Linked DNA regions of Homo sapiens: regions 2 and 3 are each linked to region 1. The links are chromatin loops, found by intact Hi-C in ENCODE. Cell type or tissue: MCF 10A. All regions are shown on one strand. Each heading gives the region's core, and the rest is flanking DNA. Links, peaks and the distances in the headings are about the cores only.

Region 1 (7,889 bases), core at 2,656-5,155:
GGTGTGGGAAGGAGGGAAATGAAGGATGATGAGGGCAAGAAACGGTCAAAAAAGGAAGTAAAACCAGTAGAATATAGTGCCCAGAAGACAAGGAAGATGGAAAGAAATCAGAAGAAGGTCAACAGTGGAAAGTGCAGCCAAGAGACTTGATAAGGGGTCAGAAAAAATTTACTCAATTTGGCAATATGAGATTATTCTGTCACTAGGGTCATCAGTTTCAGGACAGTGATGAAGACAGAAGCCAAACCGAATAATTCTAAAAAGGTAAATTAAGAAAGTGAGGCAGCTAGTATATACTAGTATTATCAGAAGTTTGAAGGAAACAAGGAAGGACAAATGTCAAGAGAGATTATTTTCCAATATTTGTGGCAAGTGAAAGAAGTATTCTATTTCTTCAAATTATTCACATTGAATCATGTTGACAGCTGCTATAAAGAAAGAGTCGATCGGGAGAAAGAGTAGGAGATACAAATAAAGGATTTAACTACAGAATGAGTCCAGAGATGAAGAGCATTTGGGTCAAGGATATGGATGGCAAGTCAACCCTGAAGAAAAGAAACATTTGGTCTTCTGGGAATGAAAGACAATGACGATGGCTATGGAAGTTTTTAGGTGGTAGGAGGTTGAGGAATAGCAGAAGAGAGATATCCATTTCCTCCAATAAAACAGATGATGAAATCACCTGCTGAGAGTGAAGAACATGTGGGTTTAAGATGAAGCCTGAATAGGTCTGAAATTACTCTTGAAATAAATAGGACCAGGGCTAATCAAGCCCATGGTTAAAGACTGACAAGTGATCATTTACTAAACATGATATTTTTAAAACCCTCAATCTAATCCTTTTTCATAAGGTAATTTATTTCATAATTTGCTTTATGAGTTCAAATGTAACTCAGCAGTAATCTAAAGTAAGGCAGTGTTTATTTTACTTATTTTCTCAAATTGAGGTGCATCATCATGTTATGTTTGTTTAATTTCTGCTTATATTTTTGTTATACACATAAAAATTATTGGCCGGGCACAGTGGTTCATGCCTGTAATCCTAGCACTTTGGGAGGATGAGGCAGGTCAATCACAAAATTCGGAGTTTGAGACCAGCCTGGCCAACATGGTGAAATCCAGTCTCTACTAAAAATACAAAAATTAGCCGGGTGTGGTGGCACGCACCTGTAATCCCAGCTACTTGGGAGGCTGAGGCAGGAGAATTGCTTGAACCCAGGAGGCAGAGGTTGCAGTGAGCCAAAATCGCACCACTTCACTCTAACCTGGGCAACAGCGCAAGGCTCTGTCTCAAAAATAAAATAAAATAAATTTTTAAAATACGGCTTATGTTATCACAAGCATCACAAGCAGAAGTTGTTTTTTGTTTGTTTGTTTTTGTTTTTGTTTTTTCATCTTAAAAGAACCCTGCCTGGTAGGTATCACTTTTCCTGTTATATAGATGAAGAAACTGAGTATCAGAGAGGTGGAAAAAAAATGACACATCCTTTATTTCCCAGTAGGTAGAAGTGTCAATAATCACTCCCAAGTGTTTTTCTTGTCAAAGTAGAAATTTTCCACTATATCATAAATTGTCTTAATTGAAGATCAAAGATAACTTGAATTTAATTTTTTGCCCATGTTTGTTTTGTATTTAAGAAACATAAGATTATCCCAAGTCTATTGGGAGAAAAAGGTGATTACGTTAATCAAAAGAAAAGTCACTTTAAAGAGTCACAGGAACACTATTTTTTAACCAGAAGCTGTTTTAGACATGACACTAATAACTTTCCTTAATTAAAAAACTTATCAAGCTTTATGAAAAATATTTAAGAAACACGATCTAACTAAAAAATGGTTCTTATTGATAATCTAAATGTAGTTAACTCACAAGTTTGCATGTGTGGTAAGTATTAATCCCTCTTTTCTTAATATTTTTAAGATCTCATTTATATCTGCAGAAATAAAGGCCAAGTCTAGATGGCAGGTCAAACTTTTTACTAAAGTTTGAAAATAGCGCCTACAGTTTTTTGAAAACCATTCGAACTGCTGGAATATTTGGCAATATTTGACATCGTCATATAATGAGTCAACCAAAATGGTTATGATTATTTCAGTGCTTGCAAAGATTTCAGGCTAGAAAATCTTCCCCAAACCTCTCTTAATTGGACAAAAATTTATAATGCTCCTAGGAGTATGGAATCACCATAACTGAATATATAAATCTGAACAGATCTATGTCTGTCAGCAGACACAGAATATTTCCAGATAATATTTTCATGTATATACATTTTTGGCCTCAAACATTAATAGTAGTTCAATAGACTTAAGAACATAAATCTGTCCCCAGTACCCAAAATAAAGTATATGCCTCAAATTACATTTTAGTGCCATAAATATATTATTAATCATTAAACTAGGAAAGAATGAAAAAAGTTTCAAAAATGTGCAGCCATTGAATTTTTGTTCCGAATATACAAACATCACTTCGTTGTATCATCAGTAGCCTGAGACTTAATTAGAATTGCAAAAAAACATATACATCACTTAGTCCAACTCCTTAATTTGAGAGACAAGGAAACTGGGCCCAGGGAAAGAAAGCTTACCCAGATTCAGTTGAGGTTAAAGTGGAATTCAAATCTAGGTATCTAGATTCACAGTTTAATGCACTTCCCAGAAGCAGAAAAGATATAAATAAACTTATGTAATTTCATCTGGCAACCAAATTCAGACACTGAGTAGAACTTTAAGGATAGTCCTGAGTTTGCTGTTTTATCATATTCAAAAGCACCTACCATAACAAGTGGATAACTAAACAACATTATAATCGCAGGATGAACATTATTTTAATTATTTAAGCATATTATAAACAAACTTCAAACTACATTATTCAAGAACTCTTCTGAGTAACAATCAACTGAAATCATTCTCATTGAAAACACACAGCACAAACAAGTGAAATAAAACAAACTACAATGGACCCCCCAAAAACCCCAAATAAACATCCAACTAGTACTTTCAACCCCACAGCCTTCAATTCTACATGAAGCACTGTCAATTGAGCACTGATTTGCCTGTATCACCAATCAAAATGCAAAATAAATCATTGTGAAATCTCATTGGTTTATACTACTGCCTTTATATATATTAGCTTCCGGAAAATCATTCTGAAGAACTGAATCATCTGTATCATTTTTACTACTCACTCAGGCTTGACACTGTCTGCACAGTACTGACTGAAATGTACTTTGCACCTTCTTTCCAAATGAATATCTATGTCAGGTTTATTTACAGCCACTCCCTTCAATCAGTGCATTCTCAGGTATGAGAAATAAAATAATCTCAACCATACTCTTCTATAGAGATCTGAAACTAAGCGTGGACATCTTGGCAACTGGCCTTTGGAAAGATAATGAAAGATCTATACCATAAAATATACATTAAGATTATTGAGATTCCAAGAACAATCATCTTACACTCTTTAATTAGCACATGTAAAGAGCCCCAGGTACAGAGAGCTAATATAAAACCTATGCACCCTTTTGCATAACTCTTTAGGTACTCCAAGATTATTATAACCTCCTCCATTCTCTTTTCCTCATTCTGATTTCTCTGAAATTTGGGTAACCTCTTTGTTTCTTACTTAGATGTTTTTCTCTATTTAGGAGCTTTTCCTTCTAATTCTTTACAAAAGCAGGGCATGCTTCCCCCTGCTGGGAAAAAATCAAATTACAAGGTACATCAGAACATGTTCCTAAGTATTATATCAAGAAATCAAGTTCCTAGGAAAGATAAAATGTTAAGGAACCAAGTGCATTCTCTGACTGTTTTACCAGCCACAGAAATACTTATGCACTCTGTTAAGAGTTTCTTGTATGCATTTATTTAGCTTGGCCGTCTTCAAGTACAATAACTCATATTAATGACTGATGAATTAATCTTTGAGCCACTTGTCTCAAATAGAACTCCAATTAGCGGGTCAGAGAGAATGATCAATTTGTAACTTTTTTTTCACTTTAAAGACATATTATAAGCTACATAAAGAAAATTCTGGAAAATATATTGAAGACTATTCAAAATATATTAAAGATACTGAAGACTGGTAAGACTTGCCTTTTAAATCATTTCAAACAATCTTAAACATCTATTAACACATTATTTTGCTATTATTTTTATGTAGTTGTCTTTTTTGGGAAAGTAAAAAAAGTTCGTTTTTATTGACTTTACTTTTCCACTTTAATTTATATTTTTTTTCATTCAGTAACCAAGAAAGTAGTAGGCATAATTGTATTTCACCTTCCCACTTATCTATAAAACTAGCTTTTTCCCTGAAAACAGTTTAGTTATTTCACATGTTCCATGTTTTGAATATAAATCTTTTCCTAATTGTTTAGTATTTAAACATAGAAAAATACCTTACACTTCATTGTTAATATAAATAACAATTCATAAATTAAAAAATATAGCTAATGCCTATTTAAATCATATATTGAGGAGCAGAATTTATTCTTCCTTGGTACAACTAAGTCTCAAAAAAATCTTTTAATACTGAGGAGCTTGGGTAGAGGAAGTTATCCGTTTTAGTTTTTTGCTGTATGTAAGTCCATAACAAACTTAGCTACAAAACTGCATTGTAACCAATTTGATGATGAAGCAATTCATTATTAATGAAGCATTCATCTAAAAAAAATCTGCAGATGTTTTAAAAAGGCATGGGTAAGTAACTACAGATACCATAGGTGTCTTTAGTATTTAGATGGCATTATTATAACATAAATGGAGTAATTCGGTTAATAAAGTTCATGTGTCTTTTTTCAAAAAAAAACCTTTCAAAGCAATGCAAAAAACAAGACATATGTGTTCCTCTAGGAATGAAATCCCCTTTAACATTACAGGTACACAAAAGAAAATGCACACTTGGTAAAACAGTTGATCAATTATAGAGTGTTCCCAGGGACCAATATCTCACAGAGTACCCAATCATCACACTTCAAATAAATGTATAAGCACTTTAGCCTTTACTTACCACATTAACATACATATAAGAACATGCATAGTTTAATGCATAGGTTAATTCTAACACTTTCCATAGGATAGACTTTGATTAAAGGGTATCAAAAATCACTTCCTAAATGCAGCAAAAAATAAAAATAAAAATACCGATCTGTAGCTACGAAGCTCTTAGAACACTACATTGATCACCATTTACTTCCAAACTGCTTTCCCTTCCCTCTGCGAAGTGAAAATGTCCCTGTAGACCGCGTTACATACACTTTATGGTTTCTCTATCAATGATCCTAACAGGTCACATCGCCACTGCCATTAGATCTCCGTAGCTTTGGTCTTCTCCAAATTAAGACGTGGAGAAGGAGCACTGCTGTCCGCCCCAAGAACGGGGTCTGTCCGCCCGAGCTCTAAGGCGAGCATCTTCAGGGGGACAGTTTCTGCGAAGGCGGGGAGAGGAGTCCCTCCCCAACTTCACTCCCCTAATCAAGCCGCGGGTGAGATAGGCAGCCGGCGGTTTGTGCCCATCTGTGGGGGCAAGTCCTACCTTCTGCCAAAAGGCGCGACGCATGCACAAAAGATGGATCCAGGCTATCTTTCTCTGCCATCAGCTCAGGCAAATATTTCTCCTCTTCCATAGCGCGGACTTCGGATTGTCCCCGGGCGAAGCGCGAGGTTCCGCTCGCTCGGACGCAGGCAGGGTCTTGGGGCAGCGCCTGGCTCCCGCGCTGCTCCTCCTCCGCGCGGCGAGGGATCTCTGTGCGTCCTCACTGGCCCATGCACCCAGCACCTGCGACTCCCGCCGTCGGGCTGCGTGGCCCCGCGCCCACACCTGCCCGTCCCTTCCGTCGTCCCTCGCTCGCGCAGAGCCCCGGCTCACACCAGCGGCCTTAACTGGAGAGGCGGGAACAGGACGCGGCCCACCTCCGCCAACCACTCATTGGTGGTGGTGCCAGGAGAGGCGGGGCGCTGGCAGAAGGCCGCGGGCTCTCATTGGGCGGTAGCGCAAGTCGGGTGGCCTGACTGGCAGGAGGCAGCTGCAGAGGGGAAGGGAGCTCGGAAGATGCAAACGCTTTCTTCTTGCGCCCAAGCCTTCCCTGGCTATTAGGCATGCCCAGTTTTGTGGAGTTCTCTGTGTCTTCAGCTAAGGCGCAGAGGAGAGAGAGCGCGGGAAAAGCGCAGGTTAAAGAGAGAGGTCTGAGTACAAGTGGACAGGGGAGATGGAGATGAGAAGTGAGCCACCCGAGAGGGTGGAAAAGCGCCAGGGAAAGTCTCAGGAAGGTAGATGGGACTTCACCTGCGTCCCTAAGGCACAGGTGTCTCCTTTCCCTCACACAGCTCAGGCGCACTCCAGTTGTGCAGGAATCAGCAGCGCACTGGGTCTGGAAATACAATGAAGACTGCATGTGATCGGCAGCTGGTATTTCCGATGACCTACATCTCAGGGACGCAGTAGGATGTTCATTGATAAACAAATAAAGCGGCTCGAAGAAATATTGTGCAGAGACATGATTGAGGTGTACAATCATTAGGATATTGAATTAGTTCTGGTAACCTATCCGTGCCTCCTTTCCCCAGACCCTATCTGTGGAAGGGAGGTTGGGAGGGGCTGAATTTAAAAACCAAAAACAATATGATTCATTAGTCACAGTTTGTGAAAGAATTGGGAAGACATGTAGAAGAAAGAAGAGACTAGAAAATAGGTAACCACGTTTGCTCTAATTTTCCCCTTTCTCCTAGTTTTAGATGTGCCAGTCTCTTTCACCAGGTACTGTTGCTGAGCTACTTTGTATTATCCCACCTCTATTTAAAGGAAAGTTAAACCCTCATGATATCACCAAGCGTGGAGGCAAAGCCCATCCTTCTTTTACCAATGCGGCTATAAAATGTAACTTGCATGCCTCAATCGCTAGGAAACAATCTTTCCCCAAGTCTTGGGTTCTCGTTTCATAAGTAGTCATTTCCTGATTCTTCTCTCCCCCATTATTTTTGGTGTGGAAGAATGAGGGCCAACTTTGCTACAAATAAAATGTGCTGAAATTTTTCCAACTTATCTTACTGTATTTAAATATTTTCCTTTTAATTTTTAGATAAATTCGGGAGATTAACTTTTATTTGTATAATGTTTAAATAACGTAACGTGCCTCACATTGATTATTTCAATACGTCCTCACAGAAGCACTCTGAAAAATGCCAGCCAAGTATTACTTTCTCTGTTTGTATAAATATGGAAACTGAGGCAAAACAGAGAAATCGTCTCATGTCTAGTTAATGCTGAAGTTGAGATTAAAATTCAATTCTATATTAGCACCATTTATATCCAGAATATACTGCTTCAACCTACCTTTCTGTGTGTTATATATTTAATTTATTTGTGCATGTGTGCATTCAACAAATGTTTATTGGATACTGAAAAGAGTCTAGGGACAGTACTTAAAATTGGAGAAACATTGGTGAATAAGATACATACACATTCATTCCTTGTCATCACAAAGATGTTTTCTAATGGGAGAAGATAAATAAAACCAAGTATACAAGAGGAATGGTAATTGTTGACTGCAATAAAGGTCAAGAATGAACCAAGGAGTTAAGAAAGAGAATACAAGGGAAGACATTAGTTTCTTTATTTTTGACTAGGGTAAACATACAATCTCGATAAGCAGCTGATATTTACGGTGAAAACTCATGGAAAAGAATGAACCAAGTGAGTACAATGTGCAAAGAAAGACATTCCAAGCAGGGGAACTTGCCCCTGAAAAAGCCCTGTGGTGGAAAGAACTGTGCTGTCTTTTGGAATTGACTGAGGTCAATGTGACTACTGTAATATGGGAAAGAATGGAATCAATAAGGGAGGGGGGATTGATGTGTACAAACACTGAAGATTTGATGAATGAAAATTATTTGGA
Region 2 (7,889 bases), core at 2,423-4,922, 400 kb before region 1:
GCATTTTTTACTCCAACAGAGCCTAGAGGAAACTTTAAAATACTTTATGATATAATACTTTACAGCAGCTAGAAGCCATCTCAAAATGGCACAGGGAGAAACCTATTTTCATCCTTGTAAGTGTTACAAAAGACATTAGTCATCATGTTAATTATAAAGTACAGGTTTGGATATAATTCTGAGTATTGTAGCCAATAGAAGAATCTGCATCTTTTCTAAAATGACTTAAAATTTAAATAACACTAGAAGAAGGATGGCTTATTCAAACTTCAACTGCAGAGAAGAATATACACAATTTTAAAAGGTGACATCTTACATAACTATGGGAAATAAATGTAATATTTTAACAGTATTTACATACCGCTACCTTTTTCCATTCTATGAATAGTTGAACCATAATAGTATTATGTCCGTCCTATAGTTTCACAATACATTTCATTAACCTTGCATGTTTTAGTTATTTTAAATATTAGTTACATTTCAAGAAACAAAACTCTGCAATGCATCCTGGTAAATTAGTCTCTAAAAAATGGGGACTAGAGCATGAAACTCAAACAAGAATGTTTAATGGAATACAAATATCCAGTCTAAAAACTCTAACAAAATCTGCTTTCTTTGGGTAAAGGCTCTTGGCTATTACACAAAAAGCCACACGTGGCTCCCCTCAAAATGCCTTACAGATCAGGCTCATAATCTTTCCTTGCACAAAAATGGCACAAGAATTGATTTCAATTATCATTTAATACCTATTTCCCTCTCCTGTCAAAAAATGTTCCATACACATGAAACTGAGGGTTGGCAGCCTGAACTCATTTATGGAACTTTTAAGGACTATTGATTTACCAGTGAATTTTCTAGTTCTCTCATTGTTACTGGAAGGATGCCTCAGAGTCTGAATTAGATGATAGGATAGGCTGGAATGCCGATAGGCTTACTTAAGGCTGATGAAAAGAGAAACTTCTCAAAAATTTGTCAAAATGCTTTTTATACATTAGGTTAGCATGATTGATTATGGAGTCAAAATTTCTCATGTCGTGCTGAACTGAATTTTAATTATATCTCTTCTTGCTTTGTTGTGTCCCGATACACCTCCTTGATGTCTGGGTGTTAACCCTTAGAGAAAATATGAAGTAATTTAAAAATAAATTAAACGTATGTCTTTAGAAACTGGAAACTGTTTTGTCTACCTGAAGTGTCTTTGTTTTTCTTTTTTATCTGCTTTTTTAAAAAGCTACACCAACATATGAGTTACAAGAGAGTGCTTACATAAGCAGATTTTTATGTTGTCAGCGTGTCTCCACAGGGTGAAATGTTCTGACAGACACTTCCAGAAGCTGTGTGCCTTTACCTGCACATAACAGTAACCTTTGTTACTGTTACACTATGTAACCTTTGTTAAAAGGACCGCATTTCCACAAGGAAATTAACAACACTAACTTGGTTCTAGCTAAGCACAGAACAGACTTTTAGTACCAGCAAGAAACTAAGGTTACACAGTCAGTTTTTTCTTTAAACAATCTCTCCCTGCTCTGTCCCCCCATAGAGATGTGTATTTTCCTATAAATGTTGCCATTATTTTCCTCTTCAGGGTGGGATGCAAAGTTTGTGGGGCCTCAAAATTATATAATTTTGCATTCCTTCTTTAAGAAAAAGATTTAAAAAATTATGTATCCATAGTTGGCAGGAAAGTGAATATTTATTTTGAATGAGAAAAGCAATAACAAACAACTGTAAATTTTCTAAACCTGAAAACACTATTAACATCACAAAATCTAGAAAACAATATAGAATTTCTGTTTTATTAGTCAACAAATCCCTATGCTTTTTGGAGGTCTACGTTTTGATCATCTTCTAATATGACAATGATTTTGATAATATTTTCTATAGACAGGAAACAAAATTAAGGATTTTTCTGTAGCTGGTTGATAGAAAAAAAAAAGAGTTGTTATGGATAGTTTTAAAAAGCGCATTTCTGTTTCACAACTCATTGATGGTTATGTTATAGCCATTGGCATTGTTCTGATATTTGGGGAAACTTCCGTCAAGTCTCTTTCATAGCTGAGCTGAATGATATGAAAGAGTTTTCCACAGAGCATATTCTGGCCCAATACAATTCAAATCTTATTTCTCCTCCACTAACCACATCCTTCCCGTATCAGTGTTGTAGTTCACAATGGAATAGCAGTAAAACCTCTATCTGTGAATACTTGTGTCACAACACTATGTGAGATGGTAGGAGTATTCCTGGAAATATTTATACAACAGAACAGTAGCAATATCTAAATAATGCAAACAAAATATTCCTCTAAACCCAAACTAAATGAATTTCTAACTAACTATTCTTCACAGATAGTCATGCCCACTCTACCACCATTTGACACAAAGGGCAGTGTGACAGGTGAGGATGTCACCTGGGGATTGCAGATAAAATACCTTACTTTTGCAACAAAGAGAGATGACCATGTAAACACATTTATAATCCCCTCCCACAGCCATGGAGGGAGCTTCTTTAGCATCAAAGTCACTCCTTCACTGTCCACCCCTCCCCACTATGGCCTTCCTTCCTGTGCCTCTTCCTTTACCCATTCCTGTGTACAAACATAACTTTGAGTGAGGCCTGCTTGCTTTTTCTTACTCCTCCCAAATGCATTTGCCATCAAACCCTATTGTTTTTACCTTCAGCTTTACCTTTGGCCTGAATACCTCCAATACCATCCCTGTTGTCATAGCTAGGGCCACATCTCAGTCAGTCTCACTATTGTTAATTCCCTAAATCTTCTTCCTTCATCCTCTTCTTTAATCCACCCTAGACAACTGAGAATTATAAAATTCCCCAAAACCTCAGGTTGCCTTCTGCTGTGAAATCTTCAGGTGGCATTTTATTATAAGTGAAGTTACAACCTCAGCCTTGAGGGTATACGTAACTCTTCTCTACTTTTCTCTCCATTATTTCCCTGCTATCTTAAACTATATTTCACCAAATTGTTCTTCCAGATTCTTTAGACTTGCTTTGAAAGTTTCCTTTTCTTGTCTTTGCTTTTACCATCCCTTCTGCATGGAGTTTTCTCCCTCTTCTCTCTGCTTCTAAATGTTATAACTATTATCCTGGTCTCCTTGCAGTCGTTTTTCTTACCCTCTTAGAGGTTTTCTAAAACAGCCATATAGCCATCTGTGATAATTCCCTTTCCTGGAGCATGCATAGTTTCTATTTGGTACTTATTATATGCTGTGTTCTACTGTCATTATATATATGTTTATATATGTGTTCGTGTGCATATGTATAACCTTTTCCCCCAAATATCATAAGTAGGTTCAATTCAAAGCACTTTACTTAGAACTGAAAAGATAAAGCAAATTTAAGAAACACTGCCTTTAGGATGTATAAAATCTTGTAAGTGAGATAACAGCAAATGACTTCTAATAGAGGGTAGAGTAAGATAAGAGCCCTATATAGCAAATACATATATGTTAATTGTTGGACTAATGCTATCTCTCCCACTAGATGGCATCCTTTTTAGAGTAGAGATAGTTTCTCTTTAACTACAGTTTTTATATTTCCAGCACTTAGTTTCTGGAGGTATTGAGTTCTCTGTAGTTGGAGGTCTTCATGCAGGTATAAATACTGGGAGATGTCCTAAGTATTGCTGAGGGGACTAAAACACTGGCTAGTGGTCTAGATGGGAGTATGAAGTACAAATGATCTGTGTGAAACTGTGTGAGTTCTTTGTGAGATAAGTACTCTACAGGATACCTTATGGTTCTTTACCGAGAGGAAACACAATGTATCAGATAGAGAATTTGTAGAGACAGAAAAGTGGATGCAATTCTCAGTTTCAAGCTTCAGTTTCTTTACCTACTAAAATAGTAAAATCTAAAACTAGTTGATAGTATTATCCTGAGATTAAGTGAGTTAATACACAGTGACTGGAACCTAGGAGGTATTCAAAAGTGTTAGTTTTAATTTATTCTCTTTTAACATATTATCCACTGGTAGAGCTGATAATGCTTAATATTTTGTCCTATGGGAGTTTTTGTTGAAATATTATTTTTGATTTTCCAAATCTACTTCAATCATGAAGATGGATCTGTAAAATGTAAATTTACTCGTCTTAGCAGAAGGTCAATGAAAAAAAGCTTTAAAATATTTAAAGTCTGGGTTACGATGTGTAACAAACTAAAATTCAAAATTTTTTAAGACTCAGCTAACACTAATGATGGGTTTAAACAGCATTCTCAATTACAGTAAGCTGTTTCTTGTCAGGCCAGCTGCAAGGAGTGGATTTGATTACTTAAATACATTCCATGTGGTCAGAAATTTAATGCTGAGGCTCAGCAGGGGAGAAAGAAGTCTGAAGAGTGAATTGACTCATAGAGGGATTTATAATAAAAGGAAGCTTTACTAAGAAATTTTATCTGAAAGTTAAGAACTCCTTTGAGATTTTCACCATCAACTCAACATGGTGCTATTATTTTGTTATTGAAACACTTAAACTTTTGTTTTTCTTACCCCTTGCAGAGGAATCAATAGTCTAAAATTAGAGCAGAGAGTAGCAGCTCTTGAGTGCTAATCTGGGTTGGGCACTAAGGATTTCAAAGATTGCAGCCAGCAGCCTATCAGTCACGTATTAAACCTTACTCATTAAATTGTTTTTAGAAACAAAAATAATGAAAATATAATACAAGACAGGTTTTCATAAAATATGCTATTAACAGTTTTTCAAAAATATATCTATATACTTTTTACTATTATCAATAGTATGTTCTCCTAGATACGTTTTGGGATGTCTGCCAAGCTCATAATACATTTTCCTCTCTAAAAATTAGTGTCTCCCCATATTGTCCTTGGGGCTGGGTCCCCAATAACTATGTTTATATTGTGCAAACTTCTCCCCTCCTCTACCTTTGCCATTGGTGGCTGATGAGTGGTAGATCCCAGACCTAATTTCAGTTGACTTCTTCCCTATGGTTAGAGGTGACCGATTAGTGCTAGACACCTGACAACCCTGGCTGAATGCCATTTTCCCACCTGGGGATATGGCACAGAACTGAGAGGCTAGTATCTGTTGGTGACTAGAGCTGAACATAAAAACATGGCAGCCCTGGGTGGAGGTATTGTACTATATGTAAGTCACATTTTCAGAGAAGCCAAAAAAATATCCAGTATGTAGATAAAACGGAAAGGAAACACATATGCAGAGAAAACAGAGATGAGATAGGAAGAGAGATTCCTTATAGTTTTCTAATTCCTTTTTTTTTTTTTTTTTTTGAGACGAGTCTCTCTCTGTCACCCAGGCTGGAGTGCAGTGGCGCGATCTCGGTTCCCTGCAAGCTCCGCCTCCCGGGTTCAAGTGATTCTCCTGCCTCAGCCTCCCGAGTAGCTGGAACTACAGGCGCCCGCCACCATGCCCAGCTAACTTTTCGCATTTTTAGTAGAGATGGGGTTTCACCGTGTTAACCAGGATGGTCTCAATCTCCTGACTTCGTGATCCACCCACCCCGGCCTCCCAAAGTTCTGGGATTGCAGGCATGAGCCACCGGGCCCGGCTGGTACAGACCTTTCTTAAGCCCAGATAGCATTCCTGGCATTCCTATGGCAGGATTTTATGAACCTATATTCATATGACACTTCCCCCAGAGCCAGCTTTTTAAAAATTTTACTAAATGAAGTTCAAAGTGCTTCTGCTTTTTGCAATCAATAATGCCTAAGTAACTCACAAAAAATAGATTATTAATATCTATGACTTCAAAGGGTCCATAACTTATCACAAGCAAAAATTAAGGAATATTATATATGATAAAATTTTATGTAATAGTTACCTTTTATTAACAACAATATTCTAGGTATTTATGCATGCTTATAAGTGCTTATGAATATTTATTTTTAATCTTCAATAGAGTCTTGAGAGGCTGAAACGATTATTCCCATTATATAGAAGAGATCCAAACCTCAAAGTGTTTGTAAAATTACACAGGTAGTGTCACAGTTAGAATTCAGACCTTGAGGTGCTGCTGTCTGTTTTGAAGTGCCACATCCTGTCCACCCAGTGACACTCAGGAATCTCAAACTGAACCTTCAACTTCCCTCGTGATATATTCATTTCAACAAACAGTGTCTCAATTTAACCCAGTCGTTCAGTCTAATCACCTTTACTTCATAAACACATTCCTTTACTCCTCTCTCTTTCACACATCCACGTATTTTCCATCATCAAATCTTAACAGATGATTTTTGCAGTACACTTAGAATTGAACCTCCTCTCATCCCCTCCATCATCCTGTCATGGGGTGGGTGGGGGGGCAATGCAACCAGTTAACAGTCTCCTTGTTTCCACTTTTGTGCCTACCTCCACCCGCATGTTCTATTATCCATGATGTAGGCAGATTAAACCTTTCAAAACATAAATCTAATCATGCCACTTTCCTCCTCTGCACGCTCCAACAGCACCATGAATTGGCCTGTCCACTGCCCCAATGTTATTTGCTACCTCTCCCTCACACATTCTGCTCCAGCTTTAATGTCCTCCTTGCTGATCCCCAAATATTTCAAACAGGTTCCACTTCAGGGCATTTATGCTTGCAGTTTCCTCTACCAGGGATATTGTTTACAGAAGCAGCCAATTGGCCAAGACCCTCAATTCATTTAAGCATTTGCTCAAACGTCTCCACTTCAGAGAGACCTTCCCTAACTGCCCATTTTCTGGAAGTGGACTCTCCTCACCTCTCTCCGGAGCACTTATCTCTACCTCATTAATTTTTATTCATTTGTTTACATATGTTTATTTTCTGTCTCTTCCCACTAAAATATAAGCTTTATGAAAGCAGACATTTGGTTTGATTTGTTCACAGATATGTCTCCAGGACCTTCAGAACACACCTAAAATAAGATGGAGGCTCAGTGAGTGACTGATTGAATAAATAAAAGCAAGTGGGTACTTTAAAATCTAAATAATAATTTCAGATTACCTAATATTTAATATTTTACTATTTTCTGTTATCTTTTCTAAGGAACATACTCACCTCTTAAATTTTCCCATTTAGAATATAACCCTTTTCACCCACATTTCCATAAACTCTTTATGCTTTTGTTGATTACTCTTGACTCATATTCTACTGATGTATTCACTATAAATTGGAACACACGAGAGGCTACAATTGTTTTGCCAGTCTTCTCTTTCACAGTCCCAAACATGCTGAGTAAATTCTTCTATTAATAACAATGCTAACTACTATTACCTGAAAAGTTTTTCTCTCTTCTTAATTTTTAAAAACTGATCTGTTTAAGCCTCTATTTGGAGGACAAAAACACCATAGTGACAACGTACATAAAGATTGTTGAGCTACACAGTTCCCCAAAGATAAAAAGTGATCCTACCACCCTTGTTGTGGATTTTTAATTCATTTAAACAAGTCCTTATTTTTCACATACTATGTCTCTGGCAAGAAATGGCAGAACCAGGGCTAGTCCCTGAGTTTTTTTTGAACCTTGTGGGTTTGTTTGCAGAGTAGAATATGATTTCTGTTTCTGGTTTTGCAATTTTAAGATTGTCTAAGGTTTTAAATATTGATAGTTGATGTAGTGAAGATACTTAGATGAACACATTTCACCTGTTCAAGTAGAAGTGGATTTTTACACTTAGTAACATTATTCCTAAAAGGAATACATGCTAAAAATTAATATACTCTTAGGATTAGCTATAAACTATGTTTACTTTATTTTATAGTTAAATTTTGATTATTAACCAGTCCATATGTTTTGAGTGCCCAGTATGTGACAGTAACTATATTTGAAGAGTTTACATTTAAATGAGCAATAATTTACATAAGACATTGAAGAGGACAGCATGTTTATGGATAGTTGAATGAAACAAATACCTAGATCAGGAGATGGA
Region 3 (7,889 bases), core at 2,423-4,922, 470 kb before region 1:
TAAAGTCCCTTATAAAACCATCAGATCTCAAGAGAACTCACACACTATCATGAGAACAACATGTGGGAACAACCTCTATGATCTAATCACCTCCTATGAGGTCCCTCGCCCAAAATGCGGGGATTACAACTCAGATTACAATTAGAGATGAGATTTGGTACGGACACAGAGCCATACCATATCAGGTAGTAAACACTATATTGCTGTTTCAGAGAGAGGAACATAGAGGCAGTATGGATAAATAATTTGTACACAGTCACACAAGTAATTAGTGGTAGAGGTGGGATATGAACCCAGGAAGATAGGCTTCAGAGTCTATGGTCTATTCACTGATGCTGTGGCAAATTTTATTTTCCAAAGATATTTACAACAATATTTCATATCCAACTCATTTTTCTTACAATGTGATCATGACACATTTCCTCAAGAAGTGTGGTCTACATTCTCCTTTTTCTTAAATATGATAAGGTCTGGGACGAAGCTGGAAATGACATTGAAAGTTTCAAGTCTAGATCATAAAAGATGATACAGCCTTCACCTGATTCTCTGTTGGGGTACTCATACTTGCAGCCTGAGCTGCCATAAAAGCAGCCTGATATCCTTGGGACCACTATGGCATGAAAAAGCCCAAAGCAGCCCATAGGAAAGGGCTACGTAGTGAGGTCCTGAGAATACATAAAAATGGAGAGATGCCCAGGAAGCTACCAGTTGCTACAGAATCCCCACTATTTCAGCACCAGTCACAATTTGACTTCAACCACGTGAAGGATTTGAATCAAAATTGCTTTGCCAAGCCATTCCCAAATGCAAATGGATGATTTGAACACCCATTATATAGGAGATAAGTGGACTTCATTTAAAATGAAGCAATATAATTACTTTTTAAAAATGTGTTTTAATTATGTTATTATATTGGTATACGGGTCTGATTTCCCAAATTTCCCAAATAGAAATATTCTTATTATGATATTATCACATTTGAATTTTAAATGTTGATGTAATCTAGTTACTAGTTTTGTTTTGCCTTCTATTATTTCAAAAAAAAGGCCTAATTTCTATAGATACTGGCTAAATTTTACAAGCTGTAACTTATTTTTCAATTTTTAATTTTTATTTTGTAATTAAATAAAAATTGTATATATTAATGATGTACAACATAAAGTTTTGATACATGTATATATACATTGTGTGGTAGCTAAATTAAGCTTATATTGTACTCACTGTCTTTAATTATGTCAAATCATTTTTTTTAGGATGAAAAGTCTACATTACCTTGAAATATCCCCTTCTTGTGATGAAACATATTTTACTTTGTGAATAAGAAGCCACAGAAGACATACAGATGGCCAATAAGCATAGGAAATAATGCTCAAGATCGCTGATCATTAGCAAAATGCAAATCAAAACCACAGTGAGATACCATCTCACCTAAGTCAGAATGGCTATTACTAAAAAGTCAAAAAATCATAGAGGCAGGTGAGGTTGTGGAGAAAGGGAATGCTTATACACTGCTGGTGGGAGTACAAATTAGTTAAGCCATCGTGGAAAGCAGTGTGGAAATTCCTCAAGGAACTTAAAGAATTACCATTTGGCCCAGCAATCCCATTATTGGGTATATACCCAAAGGAATATAAATCATTATACCATAAAGACGTATGCACAGGTATGTTCATTGTAGCACTACTCACAATAGCAAAGACATGGACTCAACCTAAATGTCCATTAATGGTGGACTGGATAAGAAAATGTGGTACATATACATCATGGAATACTATGCATCCATAAAAAGAATGAGATCATGTCCTTTGCGGCAACATAGATGGAGCTGGGCGCTATTATCCTAAGCAGAACTAATTCAGAAACAGAAATCCAAATACCACATGTGTCTCACAAGTGGGAGACAAACAACAAAATCACATGGACACTAGGAGGGGAACAACAGACACTAGGGCCTCCTTGAAGGTTGAGGGTGGGAGGAGGGAGAGGATCAGAAAAAAATTTAACTATTGGATATTATACTTATTAACTGGGTGACTAAATTATCTGTACACTAAACCCTCATGGCACACAGTTTATCTATGTAACAAAGCTGCACATGTACCCCTGAACCTAAAAGTTAAAATAAAAATAATAATAATAAAGAAATCATATGGCAGTATGTAACCTGACTCTGTTACATACTCAGTGTGTTACATACGGAGATTGTAACAATCCAGCCATAAGACTCACACTGGATAACAATATTAAATCAAGTGTCATGTTACGGAGAGATCTGAAGAACAAATTAAATACTTTTTCAGTCACTTAAAGCAACTGCTTGGATGTTCACCCAGTAAGCTCCATCTTATTGCTCAATGGGCATCTTATTTGAGAAGTAATGTTTCCACTGGCAAACCTATTTACTTATTTAAGCTTTATTTAAAATGATTTTAAATATATAAAGTCAAGTAATATGTGGGGGTGTAAGCTCAACCACTACTAGTAGTTTAAATCTATGAAACTGATTAATCTTAAATATTTGAAAGTAGAATTCATTTTCAAGGGACAATCACATTCAGTACCCAGTTCCTATGTATGTCCACTAGAGATATGTAGAAATTGATACTAATCCATTAATATGAAGTTGGAGTATTCAAATGTGCCCTAAAAGAAAACATAAAACTTATATTTTATATGTTAGGTTATAAACATGAAACTATATCCAGAATTCTAGTTCTAGTTCCATTAAATACATTTATTACTAGAAGTCAGTGTAATTACAATGAAACTGAGTTTTAGCATTAGGTTTCTGAAGAAGTATTGATCAAGGGTAAATGTGATTTCTCAGTGAGATGATCAATTTTCTCCTAAATATAACTCTAAAATGGCTACTGCCAGAGTCATATCTTTGGAGTGTGTGCTCATTAAGGATAAAACATCAAAAAATAGATAAGTGAGAAATGAATGTTTTAGGTTAGATTTGGATTACAGTCTTCATTTCTGTATTTCAATGACTGCAATTGTAACTAAATGAAAAATTGAACATTTTAGGATTTGAAATGAGATAAAAGATTACAGGAATGTAAAAAATACATCTGTATTGATATTTCATGTATCTTTACTTTTTTTTAAATTAAATTCAAATTTTCTTTTTTTCTTTCTTGATTTTTACATGAATTAAAACAAAATACAAATAATTATATAAAAGGAATAAAGGGAAGAAAAAAGTAGAATGTTAAATGAAATTCAATTAAATTTGGCATAAAATGTGTTTAGAAAATTTGTTAAACGCAATATCTATTTCTTTATTTCCATGATTGAAATAAAAATTGTCTATAATAATGATTTTCTGAATATGTATTCCTTATCTATGTTTTAGCCAGTGAACTCCACTGGGAAAAAAAAAAGAAGGTAAACTGTCATGCAATGGTATCACATCTAAGCACTAGCCTCTTTTTACTATATTTGCAGAAGTCAAATTTACTAATACCAGTCTAATGTTTTGTAGTTCCTTCCTGTAGATGGCAGCAGAGCAGGCATAAAAAATCAATAGAACAAATTGTCAGACCAGTAATGTGGCTTCTGTTGTTCTGCTTCTCATTAAAGGCAATGGCAATAGAAGAAAAGCTATTACTGCAACCAGAATTCTTAATGAGTTTTGCTACGAATTAGTTTACAGCCCAAGTACATGCTTTGACATTTGGTTAGCTAGAAACTTGGGCAACTTTTCATGCAAAAGGATATTACTGCACACAAGCCTGAAATGCTTAGCTATTGTAATATCTGAGCTGTTATCAGAACAGGTCTCTACAAAATACCTTAAGAAAAAAATTGACCTTCATACTCCTGCCTTCTTCTGAGCTGATGTCAAATCAATAAAAAAAACCTAAAGCCAATGTTTTATTGATACTTGAACTAATGTGGTTTGCAAAATCTTTTTATTAAGCTTTGCAAACCAATGTCAGGTTAAACTGCTGTGCCCAGAAAATGGCAACCTCAAAAACTTATCTGACAAATGTGATGGAGCTTCTTAGACACATTCTGATCAAGACCCTACCTGACAACCTCTTCTTTTCAATAACTTCAAGGCTATGAATAAATATTGCAGTTTTTATACTGTAGCAAGGATTTAGCTGTATAAATCATGCGGGAAATTCTGGAGCACCAGTCACTGAATATTTTTAGTTTCATCATTGTGAAGATTCATAATGTAAAGACAATTTTTGTAAAGTATAAGAGAAAAATATATCGCTTTTAGCAGTATCTCAAGAAAATTGATGTTGAAAAGAATACTACAGGAGCAAGGATTGAGAAACTGGAGGTCCCACAGGGTCTTAAATAAGGTAGACTATGACAGATAAGATCCAGAATCACTGAATTGGACACTTCTAGGAGGCAAATGGCTTTGAGGTACAGCATTCTCCATCCGTACCTTGGTTTCTCAGTGTGACTGTGATACCAGCCAGTGGGTCACCAGTGAGTGTCCTGCAATGGCCTCTGTATGGTAATATTGATCACTCCAGAATACTGAGAGCGAGGTCAGGTTACTAACTAGCCCAGCAGCCTTTAGACTATGCCCTGAAGGGACATGATCAAGTGACATTGCTGAGGTCAGGCCCGAGGTTGATGTGTGGTGTTGAGAGATGACCAATTCAATAGCAGGCCAGAATGGAGTGGCAGAGCAATCATACTTACAGGGCCTTGTTGTATGTATATAAGCCTTGGGCTTCCTACACCTCTTCTCAACTGCCTAGCCAGTGTTAATTTCTCCAGAGCAGCATTTTCCAGCCATCAGGTCACAACATACTTGTATATTCTAATAAATAATAAATGCTTTGTTATTATAATGAAGCCTACAAATTTGTAAATAATGTAAAAATTTAATAAAAATGTATATTAGAATGAAAAAAAATACTAATACTGCCATACATAAGAGACTTTGGATAGATTATCAAATATGTACTGCTTATTACACATTTAAAAAGAAAATAAAGACAGCAAAAATACTGACTTCAGGTACAAAACTCTTATAGAATATTTAGAGAGGGACTGAGAATTGAATAAAATAAGCTACATCTTTAATAAATAAGAATAGAGTAAAATAATGCACTGTGATCTAAAGATCAATGAATGAGTGGGCTCTTTTGGGGGTACAAAGGAAAGGGAGATTTAGGACTAATGTGTTTTTTAAATGCATTTTTGTTCTTACTCCCTAGTCCTATTCCTCCCCATGGAAAACCATTTTATTTTATTATTATTTTTTAAGTTAGAATTTCCATTTTTATTTTAGATTCAGGGAGGTACATACTCATGTTTGTTACAGGGGTATATTGTATGATACTGAGGCTTGGGCTTCTATTTATCCTGTCACTCAAGATAGTGAACATAGTACCCAATAACAAGTGTTTCAGCCCTTTCCCCCTCCTTCCCTTTTTTGGAGTCTCCAATGTCTATTGTTTCCATCTTTATGCCCTTATATACTCAAGATTTAGCTTTCACTTATAAGTGAGGACATGTGATATTTGGTTTCCTGTTTTTGCATTAATTTGCTTAGGATAATGACCTCCAGATGCATTTATGTTGCTGCGAAAAACATGGTCCTTTTTATGACCACATAGCATTCCATGATGTATATGTACCACATTTACTTTATCCAATCCACCACTGATGGGCACCTAGGTTTATTCCATGTCTTTGCTATTGTGAATAGTGCTGCGATGAACATCCAAGTCCATGTGTCTCTCAGGTAGAATGATTTATTTTCCTTTGGGTATATATCCAGTAATAGAATTGCTGGGCCCAATGGTACTTCTATTTTAAGTTCTTTGAGAAAATTCCAAACTGCTTTCCACAGTGGCTGAACTAATTTTCATTCTTACCAACAGTATATAAGTGTTCCTTTTGCTCTGCAGCTTTGCCAACATCTGTTATTTTTGACTTTCTAATAGACAGTCTGACCGTGTGAGTGAACCAACATGTTTCTTGATATCTCAGCTTCAATATCATTTGCTCAATCTTGTTCCTCTCTTCTTGATTTTTTTTATTCCCAAGATTAAACACATTTAACATTTTTATAGTTGGCTTTTACATATTACCAAATCAGATACCTAAATGTCACAAAATTCCTTCTTTTACTCCTTTGAGACTTATAGTCAGCCCACGATAAAATCTGATGTTTCTTCATGTACAATTCGGTTTACACTTATTCCAGTTCCAGTGTGATTTAATCAAAAGTTGTCTAGTTTCTAGAAGAAAATGCCTATAGCACAGACTTTATATCTTTTCCATTAAAATTATCTTCTTTAATTATTATTGTAAAAAGTTAATGAAGTTCATATCTTTATCTTATAGCATATGGAAAAGATCTTTGTATCTTTCAGGATTCTGTATACATTTTCTTTTTATTCTATGTTGATACTAGTGGGTGCCCTGCTAATTTTAAAATTTACCTTCCTTTATAACCACAGTGACTAATTTCACTTACCTTCACCATCCTTCTCTTATCTACTTCCAACCATCGAGACAAGACAGCCTTTCAGCACTCTTTAAAATAACCCATGTGATTTTGCATTCTCCAGATAATTAAACCTTGAAATGTTCATTAATAAAAAGTGTACTATACCTCTTTAACTTCCTAGTACTGTGAAGAGTGCTTGTCACATGGTAGGTGCTCAATAAATGTGTGATAAATAATAACTCCAAAGACAATGCTTATTAAATGCCAGACCTTTCATGAGGAGCTTTAAGTGAATCATCTGTTTTAATCTTTCCAACAACCCAGGAGGAAACTAAAACTTATAAATATTAAATAAGTGAACCAAAGTCAAAGGTAAGTAAAATAATTAGTATAAATGCATCGTATATTATAATGAAAAATAAGAGCCATTAATCAGCTAGTTTATAACTTTTAATGGCTAATACCTTTGAATTTCATATTAAGGAAACTGTAACATCAGAAAGATTCATAATACATTTCACATAGTCAACTTTGGCAATAAAAGGATAAAATATAAAACAAACCACTACTCTGTAAAACAGAATAAATACATATTTAATGTGGTAACATTCCTTACAAGGAAACAAAAACAAAAAATATTGATAATAAACCATAGTCTGAGAGTTGAGATATACTCATTTATATATTTTTCTAATACCTTTGGCCTCAGTACATTTTCACATTTGTACCTTGGCCTCGGCGTATTTTCACATTTATATGTATATAGTTGTCTTTTCACATGTATGTTAAGATCATGATAATTTAAGTTACTTGAAGACACTTATTATTTTATTTTGGAAGCCTCTCAAAATCTAACATAGTTTGCAACAAATAAAAAGATTTTGCTTCTACCATTATATGTAATGTGCAAAGTAAATGTGTATATGTAAATTATATGTATTATTAAAATGTAATGGAAAAGAAAATGAAAGTAACAATTTTAAGAAAATCAAATATAAGAACATATACAGGAATTAGAATGGAAAAAGTATTCTGGTATTATGAAAATGACATACAGGAGGAAAAGAAAGATGATCCAAGATGAGAAAGTTAGAGTTGGTTCAGTTAATGAGGCATAGACTACTCTGATGGAAGACCATCTTTTTTGCTGTAATGTGACAATACTGTGTTCAGAATTATTCTTGATATTATACTACTAAAGGCCATTGGAACCCAACTATATAGTTTGTTAAACTAGGTTTAATAGCATGCTACTGCAAGGAGACCACATCACCAGGGAGACCATTGAATTGGTAGGGATCAGGCAGGATTTGCAAACCTAGGAATTTCTGGAACCACATTAATCTGTGAGGAGTTACTATTGTCTGTGGTTTTGAGATGGTGTATATAGATTTAAGTAAGCTAATATTAGAAGAGTATGCGTTTAGATAGTTTTTGCATGTCATTTGCAGGA

What was found. A loop is a pair of places that touch in the nucleus more often than their neighbours do. Peaks named below come from ENCODE experiments on the same cell type or tissue, not always from the same donor. Only the 100,000 strongest peaks of a DNase experiment are listed, where the experiment ranks them.
Region 2: a loop joins it to region 1, with 12 times the contacts of the local background. A loop is called at or near these places in 5 of 110 quality-filtered maps.
Region 3: a loop joins it to region 1, with 16 times the contacts of the local background. A loop is called at or near these places in 13 of 110 quality-filtered maps.

What each region holds. Positions count from the first base shown.
Region 1 is chr6:62,280,328-62,288,216 of GRCh38, forward strand. It overlaps KHDRBS2 (KH RNA binding domain containing, signal transduction associated 2), which reads right to left and starts at 5,898. Exons shown (of 9, transcript NM_152688.4): 1 at 5,531-5,898. The coding sequence starts at 5,621. RefSeq lists a silencer at 5,758-5,847. In MCF 10A, for the core only: a CTCF peak has its summit at 3,688 (motif pointing left); no DNase peak of the experiment used is centred there.
Region 2 is chr6:61,883,315-61,891,203 of GRCh38, forward strand. The region is part of intron 6 of KHDRBS2 (KH RNA binding domain containing, signal transduction associated 2); the gene reads right to left. Among named protein-coding and RNA genes, the nearest start is that of KHDRBS2, 400 kb to the right of the region's middle. In MCF 10A, for the core only: no CTCF peak of the experiment used is centred there; no DNase peak of the experiment used is centred there.
Region 3 is chr6:61,805,708-61,813,596 of GRCh38, forward strand. All of the region lies in intron 6 of KHDRBS2 (KH RNA binding domain containing, signal transduction associated 2), which reads right to left. Among named protein-coding and RNA genes, the nearest start is that of KHDRBS2, 480 kb to the right of the region's middle. In MCF 10A, for the core only: a CTCF peak has its summit at 3,541 (motif pointing right); no DNase peak of the experiment used is centred there.